Regions from separate parts of the Homo sapiens genome. Here all the other regions are linked to region 1. The links are chromatin contacts, found by Hi-C or POLR2A ChIA-PET in ENCODE. All regions are on one chromosome and are shown on one strand. The core of a region is the stretch at or near the end of the contact, and the rest is flanking DNA. Distances in the headings are between cores, read along the strand shown.

Region 1 (4,586 bases), core at 1,463-3,962:
TAGCTCTCCCCCTCCAGGAGCCCTCTGTCTCCCGCTAAATTCCAGGGCTGCCAGCTCCTATGCTCAGGCCCCACCTCACAGATCTCCCCCACGGCCGCTGTGCGAGGTTGGTCTCCTGAGGCCAGGTTTTCACTCTCTTTCAGTTCAACCTTTTCCTCCTCTTGCTCTGACAAGTCCACGACCACTTTTTGCGTGTCCTTCTCTCCTGGAACCTTGACTGCAGCCACCCAGAGGCACAAGTCAGAGAATAACAAGGTCCCCTCTGAGAAACCTCCCCTTAATCTCCAAAATATCGTCCCTGAAATCCCTGCGGAAAGGCTGAAGGAGCAGAACCCAGGGCCTGCTATGTGGCTGAAGCCCCTCTGGATTTGGGCGGCAGAAGAGCCCAGGCAGGGAGATAAACTTGTGTGACCCCCGCCCACCAGAAGCCTGGACCTCCACTCACTCTGGATTCCTTTGGCCCCAAGCTGAATGCGAGCAAACTCGGTGATCACAGCACATCTGGTGGGAGACAGAGGACTAGCTCATACCCCGCCCCCGCCATCCACACTGACCCACTAGCCGATGCCAGGCTAACGTCTGACCCCTGCTCACGTCAGGTCCCGATTGAATTCCTGCACCGGGTTATAAAAGACCTCGTTGGCACTGGGAAAGGCGATTTTGGCAGCCCCCTCGGTGACTGTCGTCTCCTGGACTTCACGTGGACGTTCTTCTCCGTAGGGCCCGGTGCCGTTCTCCATCGCTGCTGTATTCGGCAGCCCTGGAGACTGCCACTCGAAAAACCGGGCTCTAGAGAGCACCCGGGCGGAGCGGAAAGTGAGGCTTAGCCACAGAGACGATCCTTGCATGAGACATCCGCTGGCGCCTCCGCCCGCCAAGCCTGGTTCGGGGGGCGGGGGAGGGCACAGAGAGGGTCAGAGAGCCGCATTCCGGGCCCGGGGATGTCCTACATATCTATGAGGTAGGGACTAGGAAAACCTGCGGCCTCGGTAAGCTGATATCCCCTCGTTTTGGGGATGACTGGTCCCTGTGGAGCCGATGCCCTCGTGCAGGCCCGCCCCGAGTCCGAATCCCTCCCCGCGCTGCCTAGCCCGTCCTCACCTGCTCTCGTAGCCACAGAAAACCGAATTAGTCAAGGTGCACGTTTCCCGAATTAGGACCTGGGCGCCGCCATGTTGGCACAGTGGGTGGGCGAATCACATGATAGTGGTTGGCCAGTCAATGAGGAAACGTACGGTGGGCGGCCGGGATCAAAATGAAAGCCATAAAGGAAGCGCGCTGATCGTGCTGTTCCGGGGGTGTTAATCACAGTGGATCCCCTGGGAGAGGACACGTCCCTAGTCCCATTTCACAGATGAGGAAGTTGTGGCTCAGAAAAGGGGCGGTAAGCGGAGAAACCCAACACTTATTGGTCCTCTTCTGTGTTCTGGGTGCTATATACACATTATTTCAGAGCACCCTGCAGGAATGACTCAGGCTCTGGAGTTGGATTTACCGGGTTTGAATCTCAGTCCCATCACATGCTCTGGGCAGGTTACTCCCGCGGCTTCACTTTTCTTACCTATTAAATGAGAATCGTGGTTTCTCAGATAGAGCAAAGATTAAATGACAGATTCCTGGAAAGTGTGCAAAGAACCACTCTAACATTGTAAGCGCTCGGTAAAGTTCTAACCAGTGTATGAAGGCAGGACAGCGAAGTGGTCCCGGCTACCTGGGTTCCAGTCTCAGCTCGCCCTGCGACTTGTTAACTCTGAACTTAAGTTACCGCTTTTGCAAAATGGGCAGAACTTTTTTTTACCATTTGTTACTGGGTTGTAGTGAGAAGTAAACGAGTTAGTGCAGGTAAAATGCTAACAGAACCTAGCATCCGGTAAGCATCATAAAAGTCTTAGGTCTTATTGTCGCTTTTGAGCCTGTGTTTAAATCCTGGCACCTACCATCACTTCCTTGCTGTGTGATGATCTTGACCAGCTTTCTTCATTTCTCTGTGCCTCCTTTTCTTTCTTTCTTTCTTTTTTTTTTTTTTTTGAGACGGAGTCTCGCCCAGGCTGGAGTGCAGTGGCATGATCTCGGCTCACTGCAACCACCGCCTCCCGGGTGCAAGCGATTCTTCTGCCTCAGTCTCCCGAGTAGCTGGGATTACAAGCGCATGCCATCACGCCCGGCTAATTTTTGTATTTTTAGTAGAGACAGAGTTTCACCATATTGGCCAGGCTGGTTTCGAACTCCTGACCTCAGGCGATCCACCCACCTCGGTCTCCCAAAGTGCTGGGATTACAGGCGTGAGACACCGCGCCCAGCTGCCTTTATTTTCTATAGTGTGTCTGTAGCAGTTCTCACTAAAAAATGTTACTGTGTAGTTTAAACGAGCTAATTCCCATAAAGAATGTAACGCAGTGCCTGCCACAATAAACAGCAGTCATTATTGTTTTTGTTTTACAGGAAACTAAAGTTCGGAAAGGTAGAGCGACTTGCCCAAGGTCGCGGGACTAGAAGGTGGCGGGGCCAGGATTCGAACCATCGAGCTGAGCCGACGTACTGGCGAGGATCCCCCAGGGGCATAGAGAGGAGACGGAGCCGGTTAGAAGGGGCGCGCTCGGAGCTCGGCTGGCCTCGCCTGGAGGGCGGGGCCCGAGGGCGGTGCGCGGGCGGGGCCGGGGCCGCTCCTCCCTGGCCTGGCTGCGGCGGCAGCGCGGCTTGCGCTCGCTCGGCGCTCGGCTGGGGCGGCCTGGCCCACAATGAATGGCCGCCGCGGCTGCCGCTGCTGCTGAGGCGGAGGCCGCGGAGGCCGCGGAGGCGGAGGCCGAGGCCCCGGCGCAGCGGGGCGCGCCCCGGGCCCAGGCCCGGCCCCAGCCGCCGCTGCGGAGCCCGCCGGGACCCCCCGGAGCGCGGCCACGGCGCAGGTGAGGCGGCCCGCCTCAGGCCCGGTTCCGGCCTCCTCCAGCCGGGGCGGCCCGAGGGCTGAGTGGGGAGGGCCTGGGTGCTTTCTCGGACCGAGGAGGAGCCGGGCCCGCAGCCTGCACTGTGCCCGGGCAGGCGAGTGTGTGGAGGCCCAGCTACCGCGGGCGGCCTTGAGCGTCCAGCCCGAGCTTCAGGGCTTGGGGGCGGCAGGATCGTACCTGGACCGCTCCCCCGTCTCCCAGCGAGGGAGGGGGCCAGGTCGGGCCGGGGCAGGTACCGGGGATCCGGGGAAGTTGGAGGGTCCGAGGCGGAAAAGTGAGGAGGTTCTCGTGGATGCCGGAGGGGGAGGGGGAGGGGGAGGAGGAGTCGGGCTCCGGCCAGGCCGAGTGGGGGAGGAGAGGAGAGCGGCGCGGCCGGAGGGGGGCGGGGAGGGGCCGGGCCTGCAGGTACCGCCTGGGCGCTGGAGGAGGTGGGTGGGTCAAGTTACAGGCCTGGGGGCGGCTGAGGAGAAGCCCAGGAAGTGGGGCACGGCGGGTGTGGGCGGAGTTACTTCGTGTGGGGGCGGATAGGAGATCCCAGAGATGTTTTCCGGGGGTCACATGAGGTCAGGACTCAGATGTGGGGAGGGGGAGGCTAGATGTGGGGGCGATCAGGTAAGGTGAGGGACTGCTGTAGGAGTTTTGGGAGTCGAGAGAGCAGAGCCTTTTGGGCTAGGCTAGGGGGGATGTGGGGGCAGGTCAGGAAAAGCTGGTGTGACCAGAAGGTATATACTAAGATGCGCCCCCCACCGCCCCCAACTCAAGTGTTAAGGGGTTCCGTCTTTCTCACACCTCATCCCTGAAGCCTCTAGAGTCCTGACCCTACCCCTTGGGCAAGCCTCTGCCAACTGTTCAAAGGCACTGGCCAGTGGGTGTTTGTGTGGGCAGCTGGAGACAGTCTGGAACACCTAGCTTAGGCATCTTGTTTATCACAAGGTGGCCCTTGCCCACCCCCACCTTATATATCTACAGGGAGGCAGCCCAGCAGACGTTACCTGGGTATTTTAGGATCCTGCATTCTTTCTCTACCTTTTGTGGCCAGAAGCTGGTGGTTCAAGCCTAGTGGATGGGACCTCACAGCAACCATCGTATATATTAGTACCATGGCCTCCCAGGCACCAACTCCTTGAGCCTGAGTTCTGTGTGCCATCTCCCTGGGGGTGAAGAATTAGAGGGAATGAGCATGTAAAACTCTGTTGATGGTGGTTTGGAGGCTCCCGACGGGGTGAAGGCAGGGCACAGAGAAGAGTTAAGGGGATCAAATCAGGCACTCACACCCTGGCCCAGGGATCTACCTCTGGGACACTCGTCCTGGGCCAGGCCCTGTGCCGAGCTCGCTGGTCGGATGAGCTCATTGATGGCTCACCACCACCAGTTCAACTTAGGCCTTCTCTGGGGTCCAGACGAGGAAGCTGAGGCTCGGGGTGGTGTGGCTTGTCTCAGATCACATGAGCAGACAGTGGCTGAACTGGGATTGTCTGACCCTCAGCCCAAACCCATAGTCACTCAAGTGGCCTTCCAGGAGGGTGACTGAAGGAGCTCCTCGTTCTGGATTCCCTGGCGGGCGTTCTCCTCCGTCCAGGCCTTCCCTTCTGCTCACCCCGGGGGATGGGTCAATCCCCTTTGGGACAGACTGAGTTTCCATGG
Region 2 (4,586 bases), core at 2,087-4,586, 340 kb before region 1:
CTGGTGACAGGGAGTCAGGAGTGTCTTTGGTCATGAGCTGAGGAGTGGGAAGGGGCATTGTAATGAACTGGATATCTGAGGCCAGCCTTCAAAGTATCTACTATCCAACCTGAGAACCTCTCCATCCTCCCGTCAAGGCCAGTTCTGCCCAATAACCCCAGCCCAGAGGCTGCCCTCCTGCCTCCAACACAGAGGGAAGCCAGATCCCTTGAGCCTGCTAGATTGCGACTTAGAGCTGGGAGGAGCTGGCAGACACATGAGACAGAGATGTCTGGCCAGCTGAGTTCCAGGCAGAGTCCAGACCTTACCAGGGCAGGACCTGTGCCCAGTTCTCTCTGCCCTAGAGATGTCCCCTCTCCTGACATTTTCCAATTGCACACTGAGTGCCCCCACCCACCTCTTGGATGGCTTCCATCACCACATGCTGAACCGATTCTTCCAGCGTCATGATTCTCTGGATGTGGTCTGGGGATCAAGGTGGGGGAGGCTGAGACCCAGGGGTGAGGTGGGGAGGAAGGAGGATTTCCTCAGGCCAGCCCTGGGGACCCCCTAAGCTCCCCATACCCTGCTTTTTCTCGCAACTGATGGCACAGCCCAGCACCAGCTGAAGCAGCTTGCCGAGCTCTGCCGGGTCTGAGAACTCTCCAATGAGGCTCACATCTGGGAGATGCTCTTCTGACACAGGATGCGCCAGGACCTGGGGAGAAGGGGGTGTCAGGGGCTCATGGGCCCACCCTTCTCCCAACTCAACCCCCTGAATCCCTTTACAGTTACTCACATCCTGGGAGTACTCTACTAGGCTCCGTAAGACCATCTTCAGATTGCTGACCTAGGGAGGAACAAGGAACTGTGGACAAGTTCAGAGGCCTCCCACTCTGAATCTGTAGGTCCCATCCTCTCTCCACCTCACTTCTCCTTCCCTGCTCATCTCATCCTATTCTGTCTGCGTGCGCCTTCCTCTAGGGGTGACCTGTCTGGCTGTCTGCCCCTTTTGTCTGCCTGACCATCTTTGTTTCTTTTTTTTTTTTTTTTTTTTTTTGCTTTAGCTTTTTAAGACAGGGTCTGGCTCTGTCACCCAGGCTGGAGTGCAGTGGTGCAATCTTGGCTCACTGCAGCCTCGACCTCCTGGGGTCAAGCAATCCTCCTATCTCTGCCTCCCAGTAGCTGGGACTACAGGCATATGCCACCACAATCGACTACTTTTTTTTATTTGTAGAGAGGAGGTTTTGCTATGTAGCCCAGGCTGGTCTCAAGCTCCTGAGCTCAAGCAATCCTCCCACCTCAGCCTCTAAAATTGCTGGGATTACAGGCATGAGCCACTGTGCCCGGCCTGCCTGACCATCTTCCTTCATATGTCTCCAGAACCAAGTCACTTCTCACCACCTGCCCCACCATCCTTCAGCCCTACCCATCCATCTTTACCTCTCACCTGGATTAGTGCACCAGCTGCCTCTCCTCTTCCACTTTTGCTGCCTACATTTTATTTCTCTCCATGCAGCCAGGGGGAGCTTTATAAAGCCCAAGCCAGGTTGCATCTTTGCTCTGCTAAAACCCTGCCTTGACTTTCCACAGCACTTAAAAATAGAATCCACACCCCCACCATGGCCTGCCAGGCCCCTGATGACCTCATCTCCTACAAATCTTGCCCTCTTGCTCTGTTCTGCCCTCTCTGCCATTCCTCCATCACACCAAGTTTATTCCCAAATCACGGCCTTTACATCTGCTATTCCCTATGCCTGGAACACCGTTCCCCCAAATTTCACTTGGAGATTAACCCATCTGATGTAATCAGCCACCTATGCCCTCATTGCTCTCTCTCAAAGCCCTGCTTTTTTGTTGTCTTCACAGAACTACTGGCATCAAAAGTTTTTTCTTTTTCTTTTTCTTTTTCTTTTTTTCTTCTTCTTGAGACAAGAGTCTCGCTCTGTTGCCCAGGCTGGAGTGCAATGGCTCAATCTCAGCTCACTGCATCCTCCACCTCCCAGGTTCAAGTGATTCTCATGTCTCAGCCTCCCAAGTAACTGGGATTACAGGTGCACACCACCCCACCCAGCTAATTTTTGTATTTTTAGTAGAGATGGGGTTTCAACTTGTTGGCCAGGCTGGTCTTGAACTCCTGGCCCCAGGTGATCCACCCACTTTAGCCTCTCAAAGTGTTGGGATTACAGGCATGAGCCACTGCGCCCAGCCTGGAAGTTAATTTTTATGGTTGTGTATGTGTTGCTTGTCACTAGAATGATGGCTGTGTGGGGCAGGTTTTTGTCTGTGTTATTCCTTGCTGAATGCCCAGGCCTGGCACAGGGTGAGTACTCCATAGATGAATGGATGAACAAATGGTTGATCACCAGACATCTGTCCCTCTTCCTGCCCATCACCCAGGACATGTGCCTAGCTGGCCCGTCCCTGGTCATCTCTTCACCAGTCTGTCCTCTAATCAGGAGTCCACTTGTCACCTTCAGCTTCCAGTTGGGACCTGGATCTTCCGAGATGCCCTGGAGCCATGCCTCGTTGAACCAGGAGGGGTCTCTGGGGGCGAGAAGGTGGGATGAGCAGACTGGGGGACACTTTTGGGATCCTCCCCTTCAGCTCCACTCACATCTGGTTCAGCACATAGGCTACGGCAAGGCCGCTGCTCAGGTCCTGAGGGCTGGCACAGGGAGACGGAACGTGGAACGTCTGTAACTGAGGGGTAAAGGAAAGGACAAGGAAAGAGTTAGGGCCTGGGAGCGCCGAACCGCTCCCCTTTTGCAGACTTTTCCAGTCAGCGAACCTCACATGGTGGGGCGGGCGCTGCTCCGCCACAGCAGCTCTGCGAGGGACTGGCTTCTGCTCACCTGAGACCGGAGGGGGCGTGGCCTCACCTCACCTCTGCCCAACAAACCCTGCGCGTCCAGGCCAGGGTGGTATCGCGAGTCACCTGGGCCCCACAGGCACCACGTGACCAGGCCAATTCACCTGTGTCCTCGCCCCACGTGAACCAACCACAGAGGGGCGGGGCCTCACCTGTCCTTTCCACGCAGACTTGCCACGTGACGGGGGCGGGTGCTCGGGCCAGAGTCCAACGGTCCAGCAAGTCGACGACCCCGCACCTCCCAGCCCCAGCACCAAGAGACTGACCGAACCAGGGCCAGGGATCCCGGGCAAGAGGAGCGGGCGCTCACCTTCCCCTAGCCCCGCCCCACGACCTACCCAGGTGAGCAGAGACCCGCATAGCTCAGCTTTGTCCACGCTCATGGCTCCCGATCGGATTCAATCCAGGCCACGGAGCCCCGGCGCCGCAGCAGCCTCCGGGTCCGCCACCAGCGAGCGCCCGCAGCCCCGACCTCCCGCTCGGCCTAGAGCGCCGCCCCGCCCCGCCCCCCTAGGCGCAGGCCCCGCCCCGCCCCCAAGCCCAGGCTCCGCCTCGGAACGTAATCTCCTCCCTACGCCCGCTCTTGCCTCCAGCCCCGCCATCTTGGATCCGGGCACCGTTCGGGCGCCCGCCCTGCCGCTAGGGGTCAGCCTGGCCCAGCCTTGTGCATCCGAGGGTGGTCCCACCTCCCATCCTCGCCCTGGCCCTTTTTGGGGTGGGAGGTCCTCAAGATCCTTTTGAGACGGAGGTGCTCCACCCTGTTACACAAGCGCATTCACGTCTTTTCCCTGCAACTTAAGTAAATTCTTTTTTTTTTTTTTTTTTTTTTTGAGACGGAGTCTCGCTGTCGCCCAGGCTGGAGTGCAGTGGCGCAATCTCGGCTCACTGCAGGCTCCGCCCCCTGGGGTTCACGCCATTCTCCTGCCTCAGCCTCCCGAGTAGCTGGGACTACAGGCGCCCGCCACCTCGCCCGGCTAATTTTTTGTATTTTTAGTAGAGACGGGGTTTCACCGTGTTAGCCAGGATGGTCTCGATCTCCTGACCTCGTGATCCGCCCGCCTCGGCCTCCCAAAGTGCTGGGATTACAGGCGTGAGCCACCGCGCCCGGCCTTAAGTAAATTCTTGTGTCTAACCACTTTATAATCGGAGCCGTTGTGCGGGGAGGGGCGAGCCCTGGCACTTTCTATGGACTGGGAGAGGGGATGCTAAAGGGGTTTTCCCGCCGGACGCGGTGGCTCTCGACTGTAATCCCAGTATTTTGGGAGGCCTAGGAGGGAGAATTAATTTGGATAGAAGTTGGAGACCAGCCTCTCTTCAAAAAATTTAAAAATTACCCAGGTAGCGGTGGCTCACGCCTGTAATCCCAGCACTTTGGGAGGCCGAGGCGGGCGGATCACGAGGTCAGGTGTTCGAGACCAGCCTGGCCAACATGGTGAAACCCCGTCTCTACTAAAAATACTAAAAATTAGCTGGGCGTGGTGGCGCACGCCTGATTTCAGCTACTCGGGAGGCTGAGGCAGGAGAATCGCTTGAACCCTGGAGGCGGAGGTTGCAGTCAGCCGAGATCGTACCACTGCACTCCAGGGGGCAACAGTGCAAGACTCCTCAAAAAAAAAAAAAAAAAAATTAGCCAGACATGTTGGCGTGTTTCTGTGGTCCTAGCTCCTAGCTCTACAGAGGCTGAGGTGGGAGGATAGCTTGAGCCCAGGAGGTCGAGACTGCAGTGAGCCGTGAT
Region 3 (4,586 bases), core at 700-3,199, 310 kb after region 1:
GAGGCTGAGGCAGGAGAATCACTTGAACCCAGGAGGCGGAGGTTGCAGTGAGCCGAGATCATGCCATTGCATTCCAGGCTGGGCAAGAAGAGCGAAACTCCATCTCAAAATAAATAAATAAATAAATAAATAAATAAATAAATAAATAAAGAGTTCCCCCTATGAGCTGCTAGAAGCTGGAATGCAGGGTCCAGGGCCGTCCCAAATTTGCAACCCTAGAGTCTTCAGCTGCAGGATCTTGGGCAAGTTACTTCCTCTCTCTATGCTTTGATCTCTCTCTCTCCATAAAATGTGGATCATGAAAAACAACCCTTTTAGGATTCTTTCCAAAGATCCAAGGAGATGTGTGTTAAGGGCATGGCACATAACAACTGCTCAGTGTTACTGGTGATTACTTCTATTGCAGAAGCAGGAAAACACAGTGGTAAAAACAAACAAACAAACAAACAAACAAACAAACATACACACACACTCTGGGATCACACTCCTGGGTCTGAATCCCAGCTCTACCACTCCGTAGCTGTGTGACCTTTGGACAGTTACTTAACCTCTCTGGGCATCGGTTTCCTCATAGGTAAAATGTGGATAATAACAGGTTGTTTTTTTTTGTGTGTGTGACAGAGTTTCACTCTTGGAGTGCAGTGGAGTGATCTCGACTCACTGCAACCTCCGCCTCCTGGGTTCAAGCGATTCTCCTACCTCAGCCAAGTAGCTGGGATTACAGGCACCTGCCACCATGCCTGGCTAATTTTTGTATTATTAGCAGAGACAGGGTTTCACCCTGTTGGTCAGGCTATTCTTGAACTCCTGACCTCAGGTGATCCACCTGCCTTGGCCTCACGACGTGCTGGGATTATAGGCGTGAGCCACTGCGCAGGGCAAGAGCTCTTATCTTATAGGCTCTTTAGAAGATTAAATGGGTTAATATTTGTAAAGGGCTCATAGTAAATGCTAGTTGTTATTCTCATCACAATTTACCTGGATTATTAGGCTGATGAGTGCAATGCAGTTGAACTGAAGTTTTACAAGGGCAGAAAGCAGGCCTGTCTTGTTGACCGATGTGTCATCAGGGCCTAGCACATAGTAGAACCTCAGTGAGCAATTTTGGAATGAATGAAGTATTTCCTTTTTACCTGCCAATATCCCCAAATGTAACAAAAACCATGACTACCATTTGCTGAGAATCTACCCTGGAGCAGGCCCCCTAGTGGGCATATTACACGGATCATCTCCTCGCATCCTCAAAACAACGCTGAGACAGGTGGCATCGTTCCATTTCACAGATAAGGAAACCGCAGGTCAGAGTGGCCCCGCAGCCTGTGAAGGGAAAAGCCAGAATTTTCGCCACGTCCACTGGGATTCCCAAATCCAAATGTTCAGCTACTTTCTGCCACCAGTGTTTCCTTCAACCTGCGATCCGCTCTCATGGATGTCACAGCCAATCACGTAGACCCCGAGAGCCCTCATGTTTGTATTTCTTTGCTTCTACCATATGTTCCCCCTGCTTCTTACTGAAGAATAGAAGCAGTTCAATGCCTCAGTTTCCCTACTCATAAAAGGAGGAAAACAACAGTGGTGTTCTCAGAATGGCCTTGAGGACGGCACAGGTGAATCACGCCTCAAACAGAGAGAGCCTCTGCAAATGGAATAGCCTCTCTACCACTTGCCTATGAATCCCCCCACCACCTTGACCCTCGGGCACACATCTTTAGATTTGCTGACCACCTTCTGAGCTGGGTCTCGCTCCTCTGCCCATTAGCTTTCTTTGCCCAAGCTGATTTATCTGTCATTTCTCCCCCTCCAGCCTCTATCACTGTGCGTACACACACACACACACACACACACACACACACACACACACCCCTCTTTCTCTCTCTTCTTGCAGCCTCTTCAGCCACTAAAATTAGCTCCATCTCTAGTCCACATCCCCAGCACGCCTGTCCTGGTTTCTCTGGGCTCCCAGCCACTTGCGATATTGTGTCTCAGATGCCACACGCTGCCTGCCTGATGTCACAGCCGCTTCCTAAAACAAGAGGTATTTTGAGATCTTGGAGGGGGTGGGAGCGGGGGGAAGGGAGGGATTTCACACATCTTCCTCCCGGGGTGTTTTTAAAAAACGCTGACACGAGAGATGTGTGCCCCCCTCACTGTGCCCCTCACTCCTATTTTTAGTTTCAAAGCGTCCAAAAAAAAAAAAAAAAAAAAGCTTCAGAGCCAATGAGACCTCTAAGGGCCCCAGTGGGTCAAATCTTGATTTAAAAAAAATTCCACTTCTGGGTCTATATCCAAAAGAATTGAAAGCAGGGACTCAGCTATTTGTACACACAGGTTTACAGCAGCATTATTTACAATAGCCAAAAGGTGGAAGCCAAGTGCCCATCTGGATGAACAGATAAGCAAAGTGTGGTCCATCCACACAATGGAATACGATTCGGCCTGGAAAAGAAGGAAATTCTGACTCATGCTACAATATGGATGAGACTGGAGGACATTATGCTCCACGAAACAAACCAGTCACAAAAAGACAAATACTGTATGATTCTACTCACAGGGGGGACCCAAAGTAGCCAAATTCACAGAGATAGAAACTAGAACGGCGGGTGCCAGGGGCTGGGGGAGTGGGGAGTGTGGAGTAGGGTGGGGGGAGTGGGGAGGGGGGAAGGGGGAGTCGGGGAGAGGGGAAGGGGGAGCGGGGAGTGAGAGTTTCCTGGGGGCAGAGCTTCAGTTTTGCAAGATGCAAAAGTTCTGGAGATGGATGGCGGTCCTGGTTGCACAACAATATGAATGTACTTAACGCCGCTCAACTAAACACTTAAAAAATGGTACATTTTATGTTATGCATATGTTACCACAATGAAATATATATATATATTTTTTGAGACAGAGTTTCGCTCTTGTGGCCCAGGCTGGATTGCAATGGCATGATCTCAGCTCACTGCAACCTCCACCTCCCGGGTTCAAGCGATTCTCCTGCCTCAGCCTCTCGAGTAGCTAGGACTACAGGCGTGCAATGCCACGCCCAGCTAATTTTTGTATTTTTAGTAGAGACAGGGTTTCATCATGTTGGCCAGGCTGGTCTCAAACTCCTGAACTCAGGTATCTGCCCGCCTCGGCCTCCCCAAGTGCTGGGATTACAGGCGTGAGCCACCATTAGAACAATGAGACAAGCAGGTCAGGAGGAGATAGCACATGGACAGGGGGTGAGGATGTTACCACCTAGTCATGGCAGGGGCTTGATGCCCCTGGAAGATTTTACTGGCACAATTCATATTACAAATTATTTAGTGAATACTTACTATGTGCCAGGCTGTGTTCTAGGCTCTGGGGGAATAGCAGTGAACAAAACAGACAGAAGTCCCTGCCCTCATGGAGCTGGCATTCTAGTGGGGGCAGGGGATTGGCAATAACCAATAAACAAGTAAATATAGCTTGGCAGATGCTCTTCAGGGGTGTAGAGGGAAATTAAGCCTAGAGGCGGGGAGTGGGGTGGCACAGTGCAGGTGAGGCAGTTACATGTTAGAAGGACACTTGAGCAAAGACCCAAAGGAAGTGAGGGGGGAGCCAAGCAGATATCTGGGGGAAGAGTGTTCCAGGCAGAGGGAACAGCCTGTGCAAAGGCCCTGAGGCTGGGGAGTGCTTGGTGTGTAAGGGACAGCAGGGAACTTGTGTAGCTGAAGCCGAGTGAGTGGAGAGGAGAGTGGGAATAGAGGGGGATGGGGGATCACAGGGGCAGAGTTTGTGGGTCCCTGTGAGGAGAATTTGGGCTTTTTCTCCAAGTGAGGTTGTGAGCAAAGAGGAGCCAGGTCCTGACTCAGTGGCTCACAGGTGCCCTCTGGCTGCTGTGTGGGGAACAGTCCTGGGGGTGGGGCAAGGACTGAAGTTAAGAGACCAGATTGGGGTGGAGGGGCAACTGGTTTAGTCCAGGCCAGCAAAGATGGGGGCTGGACCGGGGTGGGGCTGTGAAGGTGGTGAGAGGTGGGTGGTGGATTCTGGGTAGATTCTGAAGGTAGAGCCAATAAGATGTGCTAACAGATTGGATGCAGGGGGTGGAGAAAAAGAGGCATAGAGGCATAGAGGAAGATCTGGAGGTCTGAGGCCAGAGCACTGCAGGGGGTTAAAGCCGCCTTTACCTAAACAGAAAATAGGGCAGGAGGAGCAGGTTTGGGTGACGGTGGTCTTTTGGAGGAGCTGTAATCCCTCTAACACCTCAGAGTCAGCTGCACACCCATGTTCATGACAGCACTCTTCACAATAGCCAAGATGCAGGTACAACCCAAATGTCCATCAGTAAAGGAATGGATGAAGAAAATATGGCGTGTATATGTACACAATGAAGTACTATTCAGTCTTTAAAAAGGAGCAAATTCCATCTTTTGCGACAACGTGCATGAACCTGGAGGACATTATACTAAGATGAAACAAGCCAGACACAGAAACGCAAATAGTACACAATCTCGCTTATATGTGAGCTCTAAAAAATTTGAGGCCGGGCGTGGTGGCCCATAATCCCATCACTTTGGAAGCCCGAGGCAGGCAGATCACGAGATCAAGAGATTGACACCATCCTGGCCAACATGGTGAAACCC

The links. A loop is a pair of places that touch in the nucleus more often than their neighbours do. ChIA-PET counts read pairs that join two places held with the same protein, here RNA polymerase II (POLR2A). Pooled maps may share reads with other maps.
Region 2: a loop to region 1 is called in a map of CD8-positive, alpha-beta T cell, with 8 times the contacts of the local background. The contact joins the promoter of HOOK2 here to the promoter of NACC1 in region 1. A Hi-C loop is called at or near these places in 3 of 168 maps with a recorded cell type or tissue (CD8-positive, alpha-beta T cell, endothelial cell of umbilical vein and natural killer cell), 4 of 37 single-sample maps with no recorded cell type and 6 of 50 pooled maps. POLR2A ChIA-PET finds 5 or more read pairs at or near these places in 5 of 52 experiments (B cell, GM12878, WTC11 and 2 more).
Region 3: a loop to region 1 is called in a map of Right ventricle myocardium inferior, with 7 times the contacts of the local background. The contact joins the enhancer-like site here to the promoter of NACC1 in region 1. A Hi-C loop is called at or near these places in 1 of 168 maps with a recorded cell type or tissue (Right ventricle myocardium inferior) and 2 of 50 pooled maps. POLR2A ChIA-PET finds 5 or more read pairs at or near these places in 1 of 52 experiments (HEK293T).

The regions. Positions count from the first base shown.
Region 1 is chr19:13,115,552-13,120,137 of GRCh38, forward strand. It overlaps NACC1 (nucleus accumbens associated 1), which reads left to right and starts at 2,713. Exons shown (of 6, transcript NM_052876.4): 1 at 2,713-2,903. It overlaps TRMT1 (tRNA methyltransferase 1), which reads right to left and starts at 1,189. Exons shown (of 17, transcript NM_001136035.4): 1 at 1,102-1,189; 2 at 595-880; 3 at 446-501; 4 at 75-217. The coding sequence starts at 848. RefSeq lists enhancers at 1,183-1,372, 2,333-2,482, 3,758-4,259, 4,260-4,586 and silencers at 2,523-2,722, 3,273-3,322.
Region 2 is chr19:12,772,216-12,776,801 of GRCh38, forward strand. It overlaps HOOK2 (hook microtubule tethering protein 2), which reads right to left and starts at 3,337. Exons shown (of 23, transcript NM_013312.3): 1 at 3,190-3,337; 2 at 2,597-2,682; 3 at 2,454-2,526; 4 at 779-829; 5 at 565-697; 6 at 398-465; 7 at 1-37. The coding sequence starts at 3,234. RefSeq lists enhancers at 2,259-2,939, 2,940-3,618, a cis regulatory region at 3,155-3,796 and a silencer at 3,181-3,400.
Region 3 is chr19:13,427,347-13,431,932 of GRCh38, forward strand. The region is part of intron 3 of CACNA1A (calcium voltage-gated channel subunit alpha1 A); the gene reads right to left. Among named protein-coding and RNA genes, the nearest start is that of CACNA1A, 77 kb to the right of the region's middle. Within about 2 kb of position 1,950, at least 2 of the 41 ENCODE cell types and tissues checked have a DNase peak (open chromatin) inside an H3K27ac peak, as active enhancers do.